Linked DNA regions of Homo sapiens: region 1 is linked to region 2. A link is a contact called in ENCODE Hi-C or POLR2A ChIA-PET data. All regions are on one chromosome and are shown on one strand. The core of a region is the stretch at or near the end of the contact, and the rest is flanking DNA. Distances in the headings are between cores, read along the strand shown.

Region 1 (6,246 bases), core at 1,858-4,357, 180 kb before region 2:
TGAAAACAAACCTCCAGTCAGTTTTGCTTCTGCAAAGCGAACAGGCTTATAACCTCATTACAAAGATAGTCCATGTCACCCACTCTCAGCCTCCCGGGCCATTCAGAAGATTTGGTCCAATGAACAAAGAACCTAGATAGGAAAGCGGCAGCAGGAAGAGGACAGAACCAAACCCTCTCAAAAAGCTATAAAAAAAAGCTCCAAGTTCAGGGAGGAAAAGTAATCATCCTGTAATTTGCTGTTCACTAATGGAATCTATTAATTTATAGCCACAAAAGAATCAGCTAATTTGTGGTTAATGGTGTTTAAAAGATAAACAACATAGATTAAATCTATGGAGCCCAACCCAGGTTCACCAGAATCTGTCTGCACAGAAAGCTCTGGATGGGGGAGAGATGAGCCCAGCCCCAGGCTGCGGTGGACAGTGGCGCTCAGAGGTCTGCTGGGAGCAAAAAGAGATTTGGGTGAAACAGGTAAGCCCGTCCTCCAAGGTACCACATGTAGTCCCAGAGGAGGCTTATTTACTCCATAGGTTTCCTGTAAAATTGCAAATCCTCTCCTCCCTGACACAACACCATCCCTGCTCTCTCCTGCAGGGACCACCCCACCCCACTGCAGCAGTCTCCCTAACCTGCCACATTCCTTCCCACCTCTGGCCCTTGCACTTCCTGCACATGTAGCTGGACGGCCTTTTTTTTTTTTCTTTCTTTCCTGGGAAAAATAATCCAGATTATGGAGAGTTAACTTACTGAATGTCCCCTTGGAGAAGAGGCATTTCACATAACCACATCTCAGAGATTCCTGAACATCTCCCGTGAGACTGCTCCTATCCCATTCTCAGCCCCATTTTACTGGTCAGAAAACTGAGGGCTAGAAAGGTGAAGCAGCTGGCCCAAAGCTTCACTGTACATGTGGGGTGGGTCTGAGATTTGAATCCATGTCTTTCTGCTTCCAGAATCTGAGGGCTAGACCAGCATTTCCCAAAACTTACTTTTTTTTTTTTTTTTTTTTGAGATGGAGTCTTGCTCTGTCACCAAGGCTGGAGTGCAGGGTCGGGACCGCTGTTCACTGCAACCTCCGCCTCCTGGGTTCAAGTGATTCTCCTGCCTCAACCTCCCGAGTAGCTGAGATTACAGGCATGCGCCACCATGCCTGGCTAATGTTTGTATTTTTAGTAGAGATGGGGTTTCACCATGTTGGCCAGGCTGGTCTCGAACTCCTGACCTTAAGCAATCCGCCCGTCTTGACCTCCCAAAGTGCTGAGATTACAGCCGTGAGCAACTGCGCCCAGCCTTACTCATTCTCATAACAACATTTTTGCCATGTCTGCTACCACCTATATGTATGATATTTGTTTAAATGGACTCCCTGCCACTTTTATTTTTTGTTAATTTTAGTTTCATCCTGAACAATGTTATCCAGGTCTGATAAGTTAATAACATAGTTGCTTCTAACATAAACTTGGAATAAATACCTGACTACTAAGATAAACATGTGCCTGTGTCCTGCCTTATAATCTTATAAACCTCAGTGGTTCAAGAACTACACACATTTTAACCACACATCCCAAAAAGTCATAATCACACGGTGTGTGTCCCGCTCACCATAGCCTGCATGCACTATCAAGTTCTAGCCTCTGTCAACCTTCTCCTGATATAAGCCACCCTTGAAAATGCACTGGGCCAGGCGTGGCGGCTCACGCCTGTAATCCCAACACTTTGGGAGGCCAAGGCGGGCAAATCACGAGGTCAGGAGTTCGAGACCAGCCTGGCCAACATGGTGAAACCCCATCTCTACTAAAAATACAAAAAATTAGCTGGATGTGGTGGCAGACACCTGTAATCCCAGCTACTGGGGAGGCTGATGCAGGAGAATCACTTGAACCCAGAAGGCAAAGTTTGCAGTGAGCTGAGATCAGGCCACTGCATTCCAGCCCAGGTAACAGTGAAAGACTCTGTCTCAAAAAAAAAAAAAAGAAAGAAAGAAGAAAGAAGAAAGAAAAGAAAGAAAGGAAGGAAGGAAAGAAAGGAAGGAAAGAAAGAAAATGTATCAAAAGCCCTCCTTTTTCCTGAAGGCCTCTTGACTCCTCCAGCCCAAAAGCGCCCCTCCCTTTGTTGACAGCTAGAAAATTCATGCCATGAGCAAGCCACAAAAAGACAGGATAAAAAACAGGATGTGGCTTTTGTTTCTTCAAGTAGACTGGAAGATCTTGGAGGATTATAAAAAAAAATGAAAACAAAACAATTCCTATACCTTGAAGTCTAAGCTCTGGGAAACAGAGATGGACGCACACAGCAGGTGCTCAATAAAGCCTGGGGGAAATGATGGATGTGGACACAGTACAGAGAGGGGGCCAGGCAGCACTTTCATGGCTAGGTTGGGGCCGGCCTGAATCATCCTTCCTCCTTTGCTAACAAGGGTCAAAACTTCACCTGGGGATGCTCCCTCCCTTCCCACAGCCCAGGGCTCCAGGATGGGCCTGGGACACAGCCTGCCCAGTCCATGCAGAAAATCCCCCTAGCTATTCCCATTGGTTCAGAAAGCGGGTCTGTTACCCAAACCTGGCTGAGGGAGTCAGGCCCAGCATTTTTGTTCAAATGGATGAGGATGGAGCAGCTCTTTCTTGCCAGCTTGAACCTGGGAGCCGTGGGCCTGGAAACACTGTCACCTTCCTGCTCCCACAGGGAGCCTGGGAGTTAGAACCCTTGTGGAAGAGGCAGAGACATAAGAGAGGGCAGGGCTTGGCAATGTGATTTGAGATCCTGGATCAAGACATTCCTGAAACAAGTTCTACCCTTGGATTTTTTTAGACAAACTTTTTTTTCTTGGCGTAAGCCTTTTTGAGTTGGGTTTTCTGTTACTTAGGCCCAAAAACACCCTGGAGGAACCCCTGACTAGGAGCCAGGGAAGCAGACTCAATTGTATCTGGGGTCTAAATGACCCTGGGTGAGTCATTTCATCTCACATGACCCTGCCCCAAAGAGGCCTTCCCTGACCATTCTTTCAACAGCAGCTTCCATCCCTCCCTACCGCTCACTTCCTTGTCCAGCCCCATCATTGCACAATATCACATTCCATATTCATGACCTTGTTTGCTAGTACTCTGCCTCCCTCACTGCGGTGTCCTCAGAACTCAGAATAAGGCTGGCATGCAGACACCTTCTGTAAATATTTGTTGCAGGATCTTGCCTCGGTTTCTGCAGCTGTAAAATGGGAGAGCAGTGCTGCGTTGTCCTCAGTAGCCTGCCATCAGGGCTGCATTCACTTCCTCCTTTCATTGCTGCCACCCAGGCCTCCGGGAACGTGGCACAAGGTCTCACCCAAAGGCGCTGGAGTGCCTCCCAGAAAACTACCTTTCCCACAGAGTAGAAAGTTTTATGATTTTCCTCCATTTCTTCCTCTGCCTACACAATCTCATTGACTAGAAAGTCCCTCTTGATGTCTAACCCAATATTTCATGCTGCAACCAAAGTCTATTTATGTGCATCTTTTCTGAGTTCTGGAGTTCAGCAGCTGGAGTGCTGACTTCCAGACATTCCCAGCCAAGTAAGAACACAAAAGAACCAGTTTAAAGTGAGAAGAAATCCAGTGAGAAAATAAAAATTCCTTTACCTAGGAGATGCCCTCATTTCCTTCCCATGACCAGCTTCTGACTCGTCAGAAAGCTCTTTACTTGTCTCCACACCTATGAACACAGCTCTTCCAGAGATGTGGGTACAGAAGATGAGAGTAAAATAAATAAACTATCTGTTTAATCATTCTTATTGCCAAAACAACGGCTGAGCCAAAATACCGAGGCTCTGATTCATCCCAACTGACGTCCGTTCTAGGGAGGAGGCAGGAGGCAGGGAAGTAAGAATTTTTAAACCCGTTTTCCAGATGAATTCAGAGGAGGCTGGGACGTTCCACAGCGCCAACCCCACAGTAAGCAACAGAAGCGAACCACTTTCTCTTTGTGGTCGAGGATCTGTCTTCTCTTCATTTAAATAGGGCAGAATTCAGTGGCTCGCACCTGTAATCCCAGCACTTTGGGAGGCTGAGGCAGGTAGATCACTTGAGGTCAGGAGTTCGAGACCAGCCTGGCCAACATGGTGAAACCCTGTCTCTACTAAAAATACACAAAATTAGCCGGGTGTGGTAGTGGCGCCTGTAATCCCAGCTACGCAGGAGCCTGAGGCAGGAGAATCACTTGAACCAGAAGGTGCAAGTTGCAGTGAGCCGAGATTGCGCCACCGCGCTCCAGCCTGGGCGACAGAGCAAGATTCCATCTAAAAAATAAATAAATAAAAATAAAAATAGGCCGTCGTTGTGGCTCACGCCTGTAATCCCAGCACTTTGGGAGGCTGAGGCAGGTGGATCACCTGAGGTCAAGAGTTCAAGACCAGCCTGGCCAATATGGTGAAACCCCGTCTCTACAAAAAATACAAAAATTAGCCAGGCTCAGTGGCAGACACCTGTAGTCCCGGCTACTCAAGAGGCTGAGGCAGGAGAATCGCTTGAACGTGGGAGGTGGAGGTCACAGTGAGCTGACATTGCGCCACCACACTCCAGCTTGGGTGACAGAGGGAGACTCCATCTCAAAAATAATAATAACAATAAAAATAAAAATAAAAATAAATGGGGCAGAATTCAAAGGAAGATACACAGTACCTAGGATGCAGATTTCATCATTCATTCACTCACTCATTCATTCATTCAAGAAAATGAAAAGCCTCGACTGAGCACCTTCCCTGTGCCCCAAGCTGGCTGTCTTCCCAAGTCACCTTGCACCTTCCCCACCCCTCTGGGGGAGGAAAGTCAGGAATCATCCACCCATTGGCTGAGTCGGGAGGCTGAATGACGTAATTGTTGAAAACATTGTTCCTAGTCTGTTCTTTGTCTTTTAATTTTATTTGTGGTGTTTCTTGACGTCCAGGGATTGTTAATGTTCATATAGTCAAATCTTTATGTCTTTCCTTTGAGGACTCTGGCCTGAGATACCTAGAAAGGGCTCCATGGGGAGTAACATTTAGAGCCATATTTAAGGCCATACGTCATGAGCAGTCAGGGGGTCCAAGGAGGCGATCCTGGCTCATTCGTTCATTTTACAAATGAAGAAACTGAGGCTCCATGGTGAGTAGGCAGCCCTGCCAGAGTCCAGGATTCTACCCAGGGCTCTTTCTGCACATAATGAGTTGCTCAGAGACCCTTATAAAAGTTAAGAAAAGACAGAGGGCTCTCCACCTCCCAGGCTGCATTGCCGAGTGACTGACACAGCTTCTGTGAAGCCAGAGGCCATCTCATTCGCCCTATAAATTCCGTGTCATCTGCTTTGCTCTGAATATTCGTTCAACTGTCCCGCTGTGGCTATGGGCCCTCAAACCCATTCCCCTGAAGGCCCTTCTAGGCTTATGAAGGCAGACACCACCAGGGAAAACATGAAGAGTCAACATAAGCATCCAAAATTCCAGGGACTGTGCTCGCTCCGGCAGCACATACACTAAAATTGGAACGATACAGAGAAGATTAGCGTGTCCCCTGCACAAGGATGACATGCAAATTTGTGAAACGTTCCATAATTTTTTTAATAATAAAAATAAATTCCTGGAACAGTGAACTCATGGAAGCAGAAGGTAGAATGGTGATTGCCAGGGGGTGGTCAAAGGATACAAATTTTCCGTTAGAGAGGAGGAATAACTTCAAGTGATCTGTTGTACTACGTGGAGACTATAGTTAATAACAAGATTTTTTTTTTTTTTTTGAGACAGTTTCCCTCTGCCACCCAGGCTGGAGTGCAATGGCGCGATCTCGGCTCACTGCAATCTCCACCTCCTGGGTTCAGGTGATTCTCCTGCCTTAGCATCCTGAGTAGCTGGGATTACAGGCATGTGCCACCACACCCGGCTAATTTTGTATTTTTAGTAGAGATGGGGTTTCACCATGTTGGTCAGGCTGCTCTCGAACTCCTGACCTCAGATGATCTGCCGGCCTTGGCATCCCAAAGTGCTGGGATTACAGGTGTAAGCCACCGTGCTCAGCCAACAAGATATTCTTGAAAATCAGGAAAAGAGTAGATTTTAAGTGTTCTCACCACAAAGAATAAGTATATGAAGTAATGCATATGCTAATGAGCTTGAATTAGCCACACTACCAGGTATACACATTTCAAAACATTATGTTGTATACAATAAATAAATACAACTTGTATTCATTATAATTAATTTTTAAAACTCCTGGACACGAAAAACCATCACTAATACAATTAAA
Region 2 (6,458 bases), core at 3,276-5,775:
GCGAATGGCCAGCCCCGCACAGCAGGAACCCCACCTGACCTGGGCCCTGTGCACGAGGTCATCTGAGCTTCACGATGCCCTGTGAAATGGGTCCTTTGCATATTTCTATTTACAGACGAAGAAACTGAGGCTCAGGGAGGTTAGGAGGGAACTTTCAAACTTTGTCAGTGTCAGAGCCAGCAAGGCCTCAAGTGCAACCAGGACCGAGGCAGCTGGCTCCATGTGAGGCTGCACTGACCTGGGGTCCCAGGGCTCCAGGTTCAACCCACCTTCATCCCTCACTGGAAGCGACCTAACCTCTCCGTGCCTCAGTTTCCACACTTTTAAAATAAAAATGATAGCCGGGCGTGGTGGCTCATACCTGTAATCCCAGCACTTTGGGAGGCTGAGGTGGGTGGATCACTTGAGGCCAAGAGTTCAAGACCAGCCTGGCCAACATGGTGAAACCCCATCTCTACTAAAAAAAAAATAACAAAAATTAGCGGGACAGGGTGACACCCGCCTGCAATTCCAACTACTTGGGAGGCTGAGGCAGGAGAATCGCTTGAACCCAAGAGGCGGAGGTTGCAGTGAGCCGAAATCGAGCCACTGCACTTCAGCCTGGGTGACAGAGCAAGACTCTGTCTCAAAAAAAAAAAAAAAAAAAAAATGAAAATGATAGTCTCAACCTCTTGGGATATGGGGGAGAGATAAGTGAAAAGTAATGTCTGCAGAGCGCTTGGGGGGCTTGGAAAGCCAAACCCTTCATCCTAACAAAGGCCTCATTCAGGCTGTGCCCAGGGTCTGCATGTGTCTGTGGCATGAGCACCCGGGAAGGCCTAAGTGGTCCCCTCTCGGGCCAGGTGTTGAATCACATGCATCACCTTTCAGACTGGCCACCCAGGTCTGCCCAGGTCCCTCCATGCTGGGATTCCCCACCTCTGCCCCAGTTGTCAGTCTGGTACTACTCGTGCATTCATTCCACAGATTCCCAGGCCCTGTGCTGGGGAGCTGACACTCAACCAAAGAGGCCAAAATCTGGCTAGCGTGATGGCTCACGCCTGTAATCCCAACAATTTGGGAGGCTGAGGAGGGAGGATCGCTTGAGCCCAGGAGTTCCAGAGCAGCCTGGGCAACATAAGAAGACTCAGTCTTTACAAATAATAGAAACATTAGCTAGGCATGGTGGCACGCGCCTGTGCTCCCAGCTACCCAGGAGGCCGAGGTGGGAGAATTACTTGAGCCTGAGAGGTCAAGGCTGTGGTGAGCCATGATTGTGCAGCTGCACCCCAGCCTGGGCGACAGCGAGACCCTGTCTCAAAGAAAAAAAAAAAAAAGAGGCCAAAAATCCCCATCTTCAGGGGGCTTCCCATCAGCAGTGGGAGATAAACCTTCGCACTTGGTGGACAGTTCCATAACCAGCCCAGCATTTACAGAGGTGATACAGGAGGGTGCTATGGGAGGCTACGGGTGGTCTGGTCCAGTCCAGGGGTGAGAGAGCTTCGCAGCAATCCTGAGGGTCTTGAAGGATGGAGAAGATTCTTAGAGGAAGCAGGGGGAGGGGAAGGGATAGCAAGGCCCTGGGGCACCCAGAGCTCAGCCAGAATTGGAGCACTAAGGGTGGGGTCAGGAGCTGGTTCTTTCAGTCCACAAACATCCATCCTCTTATCTACCTTGCTCAACAAAGCATTTGGACCACAGCGAGTGTTTAGTAAATACAATGCTTTACTTAAGCTGCATGGGCGGTGGATAAGACTTTCTTGTTCCTGTAACAGATACACTCTGAGCACCTCCCAGATGCCAGGCCTGGCTTGGGGACCCCGGGGAACAAAAGCAACAAAGCCCCTGATCTCACAAAGCTTACCATGATTGGGGAGGATAAACCACCACAAACAAATACTTAGGACACTGTCAGGCAGCACTCGGAAGGAAAGAGAAGAGGCATGGTGTCTTACAGGTCACAGCAAGTCCTCTCTGTGAAGGTGACTCCCCACTGCACACTTCAGAACCCCAGAGGCAGATGTTTAGAGATGTCCCCTTTAGGGCCAGGCAGGCGGCTCAAGCGAGATTCTCACACCAGGTGCTAAACCACTTGCTTTAAGATTAAACTATTCCCCTGCTTGATTGCAATATATTTTAATATAGCCTGTGGCCCAAGCAAAAGCCACCCCACAGGCTGTTTAGGACCTAAGGGCTGTGAGCATTTGGGAAGTTCAATGCTACAGAATGTAATGGATCCATCCCCCATAGTATCTATAGGACTTACAGAATCATACAGGTACATGCTATAGGGTAAATGCAAGAAGGGAGGGTGTAGTGTCCAAGAGTTTTTAGCTAATGCTACATTTAGGTTCTCAAATGCTCCCATCAATTGAATTAGACCCCTGCCGACAGCGAAGAAGAGAGCCTGTGTCCTGGTAAGTTCACCTGCAATGGATGTTCCACTTGGTACACTATAACAAGTAGGAACTCCCTAGCTTCTCCACAGAAATAACCAGGATTAAGAAGTCTGTAGCCATTGAGTCCTTTTTCTATATACTGTATTTAAGTACATATTTCTGCACACAGCTTTTTTAAAGAAGATCTTACTGCTCTTTTACATGAATTTGCCAAGCAACATTCTTGGCCCTTCTTCGACGGTATCTCCAGCTATGTCTCATTTTCTGTTTGTTTGTCATTTTAGTATCTGTGCGCCCTGATGGTAGAAATGGTATGGTGATGACAACTCTTCTGGTATTTACTGTATTTACTTGTATTCCTTCTTCAGTGAACTACCTGTTTAAGCTCTTTGCTCATGTTACCATTGCACTATCTTTTTAGTGTTCTTTCTCTTTTTCTTCTTCTTCTTCTTCTTATTATTTTAAAATGGAGTCTCACTCTGTTGCCCAGGCTAGAGTGCAGTGATGCAATCTCTGCTCGCTGCAACCTCTGTCTCCAGGGTCTGGTCCAAGTGATTCTCCCGCTTCAGCCTCCGAGCAGCTGAGATTACAGGTGTGGACCACCAAGTCCGGCTAATTTTTGTATTTTTCTTTCTCTTTTTTTTTTTTTTTTTTTTTGAGACAGAGTCTTGCTCTGTCACCCAGGCTGGAGTGCAGTGGCACAATCTCAGCTCACTGCAACCTCCGCGTCCCAGGTTCAAGCAATTCTCCTGCCTCAGCCTCCTGAGTAGCTGTGATTACAGACATGCACCACCACACCTGGCTAATTTTTGTATTTTTAGTAGAGACGAGGTTTCACCATTTTGGCCAGGCTGGTCTTGAACTCCCAACCTCAGGTGATCTGTCTGCCTTGGCCTCCCAAAGTGCTGAGATTACAGGCATGAGCTACCACACCCGGCTTAATTTTTGGATTTTTCATAGAGATGGGGTTTTGCCATGTTGGCCAGGCTGGTCTCGAACTCCTGGCCTCAAGCGATTTGCCCACCTCGGCCTCCCAAAGTGCTGGGATTACAGGCATGAGCCACTGCTCACAGCCTTTTTATTATTCTGTTTAAATGGTGCTCTACATATTTAAAGAAACTTCTCTAGTAACCAACTATAGAAATTATCCCTGAAAGTGTAGTTTCTTTTTTTTTTTCTTTTTTGAGACGGGGTCATGCTCTGTCACCCAGGTTCAATCACTCAATCGGGGCTCACTGCAGCCTCCATTTCCTGGGCTCAAGCGATCCTCCCACCTCAGCCCGGTGAGTAGCTGGGACCACAGGAGCATGCGAGCACACCCAGCTAATTTTTGTATTTTTTGTAGTGACGGGGGTCTCACCGTGCTGCCCAGGCTGGTCTCAAACTCCTGGCCTTAAGTGATCCTCCTGCCTAGGCCTCCCAAGGTGTTGGTATTATGGGCATGAGCCACCACCGCACCTGGCCCAGTCTTCTTTTTATTAGTCTTGTATCAAGCATTCTCATAGAATTTGTTTTTTTGGTTTGGGTCTTGAGCCCGTGTGGAACTGTGGAATGTGCGTGTATATGTGTTTGGGGTTTGAGGAGGAAGCCTCATGTTACTGTTTGCAAATGAATAGACTTCCAGTTGATTGGCCTAATAGCATTTACTTAAAAATCCCTCCCATTTAAAGTGCTGTCTTCATCATTTCCCTGATTCCTGCATATTCTTGGATCCTTGCTGGACTCTGCCATGCTGTGGGTGAAACCATCTATTGGACACAGATACCAGATGGAGCGCAAAGGCCTTCGCCTTGTTTCTCTGCCTCCTCTCACTGACTCCACCCTCCACAAGAACTTTACAATCTCTTGGATTTCTTCAACTCTACACAATTCCCTCCTCCGCCAAAAAAATGTTTTTCCTTTAATTTTGAGCAGAATTACTCTTAATTTGTAGATGCCTTTTGAGAGATCTGAGATCTTTATATGAATGAGGCTGGTCCCTTTTAGGTATAGCTGGAACAACAACAAAAAAAGCCAGCTCTTTGGTGCAGAGCCCGGGGGCTAAAAAAAATAAAATTCCAGACAGGTGACCGAAGGATGGCCACAAGGGCATAGAGTCCTCAAATGACTCACCTGCGGCTCTGGCCAAAGGCTTCTTCCGGATTCTTCTGCTCAGGGCAAGGGTGTGGCAGCACCAGGCTCCCAGCCCTGAGGTGAGGTTGGAGCAGCACCCAGGATAGGGTGCAATTTATTTTCAGTGAAAGAATTGTAGCCTCATTCCACATAGGAACTCTTCCCATGGGTAGGAATCAGATGTATTAAAAAACAATCGCTAATCAGGTATTGATCACTTTTAGGCACTCTCATTGTTTGAAAAGTCATAGTAGCTTTCATTCAACAAGTATTTCTCCTACTCCTTCTGTGTCCTAAGGGTGGGTATATGGCAGTCTGTGTGTGATGATTACTTCCTGGCCTGGGAGAAAAGCAATGAGCAAATAAGTAGTAAGATGCATGGCCCAGCATCTGGAAACAGGGCCACAGGGCAAAGTAAAGCCAGAGGGGGAGGACACCTTAGGCGCTGGAACCATTTCTTTTTCTTTTCTTTTCTTTTTTTTTTTGAGACTGAGTCTTGCTTGCTCTGTCAACCAGGCTAGAGTGCAGTGGTGCGATCTCGGCTCACTGCAACCTCCACCTCCCAGGTTCAAAAGATTCTCATGCCTCAGTCTCCCTAGTAGCTGAGATTACAGGCAGGTGCTACTATTCCCAGCTAATATTTGTACTTTTAGTAGAGACGGAGTTTCACCATGTTGGCCAGCTGTTCTCCAACTCCTGACCTTAGGTGATCCGCCCACCTCAGCCTCCTGAAGTGCAGGGATTACGGGTGTGAGCCACCGCACCTGGCTCTGCTGGTGCAATTTCAATAGGCTTGTTGGGGAGGCCTCGCACAACTCATATGTTAATAATCACAACCTGGGATTACTCTATTTCTTTATCATTTATTAGCTTCTTGTCTGTATCTTGCACTAGAATAGGAGCCTGTCAACGGCAGTGACCTCAACTGTCCCCATAGGCCTGGTTGATGTTTAACACATGGCAGGCTCTCACTGCTGGTGGGAAGACTCAGTGAAGCTGCTATCAACCAGCAAGATCCAGGCCTCAAGAAAAAGTAGATTAATTCAGAGAGGACCAGCCACTGCCTTCCACACAGTGGAGATAGCCAACCTTAAACTTTAATGATCCATTGGTTTTGGTCCAGCGGTAGTTCAGTTCCACTGGATCTGGGGCCCTGGGCCTGGGATTTTGCATTTCTAGCAAGCTCCAGGGTGGTTTGGTGGCCCTGCCTGGGGATCACACTTTGAGCACAGCCCTTGAAGACATTCATTTAAGTGCTTTACAATGTTTGGCAAGTTTCCAAAGCTTTCCAGCTCTTCCTCTGGTCTCATTTAAAAGCACAGAATTGAAAAGGGGACCTGTTGTTAGATGGTAAGAAATTATTATTCATTTATTATTATTATTTTTTGAGATGAAGTCTCACTCACTCTGTTGCCCGGGCTGGAGTGCAGTGGCATGATCTCTGCTCACTGCAACCTCCCCCTCTCAGGTTTGAGCAATTTTCCTGTCTCAGCCTCCCCAAGTGCTATGATTACAGATGGGAGTCACAGAATTAATAAGTGCCTGGCTTATTTATTTATTTTGAGATAGGGTCTCACTCTGTCACTCAGGCTGGAGTGCAGTGGCACAATCATGGCTCACTGCAGCCTCAACCTCCTGGGCTCAAGCAATCCTCCCACCTCAGCCTCCCAAGTAACTGAGACCACAGCCTTCCACCACCACGCCGCGCTAATTTGTGTGTGTGTGTGTGTGTGTGTGTGTGTGTGTGGAGATGGGGGTCTCACTCTGTTGTCCAGGCTGGTCTCAAATTCCTTGCCTCAAGCCATTCCCCTGTCTTGGCCTCCCAAAGTGCTAAGATTACAGGCACAAGCCACTGCACCCAGCCCAGAAATTTTTATTAACGTGTACTGGGAGTGACGATCACACTGGGCGTTAGAAAAACAAACAAGCAAGAACGCCTTTATCTGCTTAGATGGACACTGATATATT

Evidence for each region. A loop is a pair of places that touch in the nucleus more often than their neighbours do. ChIA-PET counts read pairs that join two places held with the same protein, here RNA polymerase II (POLR2A). Pooled maps may share reads with other maps.
Region 1: a map of HCT116 shows a loop between it and region 2 (3-fold over the local background). The contact joins two enhancer-like sites. A Hi-C loop is called at or near these places in 1 of 168 maps with a recorded cell type or tissue (HCT116) and 1 of 50 pooled maps. POLR2A ChIA-PET finds 5 or more read pairs at or near these places in 3 of 52 experiments (A673, OCI-LY7 and PC-9).

What each region holds. Positions count from the first base shown.
Region 1 is chr20:56,785,297-56,791,542 of GRCh38, reverse strand. It overlaps the pseudogene RNU6-929P. Among named protein-coding and RNA genes, the nearest start is that of TFAP2C, 160 kb to the right of the region's middle. RefSeq lists enhancers at 1,664-2,422, 2,423-3,182. Within about 2 kb of position 3,107, at least 10 of the 41 ENCODE cell types and tissues checked have a DNase peak (open chromatin) inside an H3K27ac peak, as active enhancers do; they include HCT116 and PC-9, where a contact is called at or near this core.
Region 2 is chr20:56,604,763-56,611,220 of GRCh38, reverse strand. No RefSeq gene overlaps it. Among named protein-coding and RNA genes, the nearest start is that of TFAP2C, 21 kb to the left of the region's middle. RefSeq lists an enhancer at 3,747-4,946. Within about 2 kb of position 4,525, at least 5 of the 41 ENCODE cell types and tissues checked have a DNase peak (open chromatin) inside an H3K27ac peak, as active enhancers do; they include HCT116 and PC-9, where a contact is called at or near this core.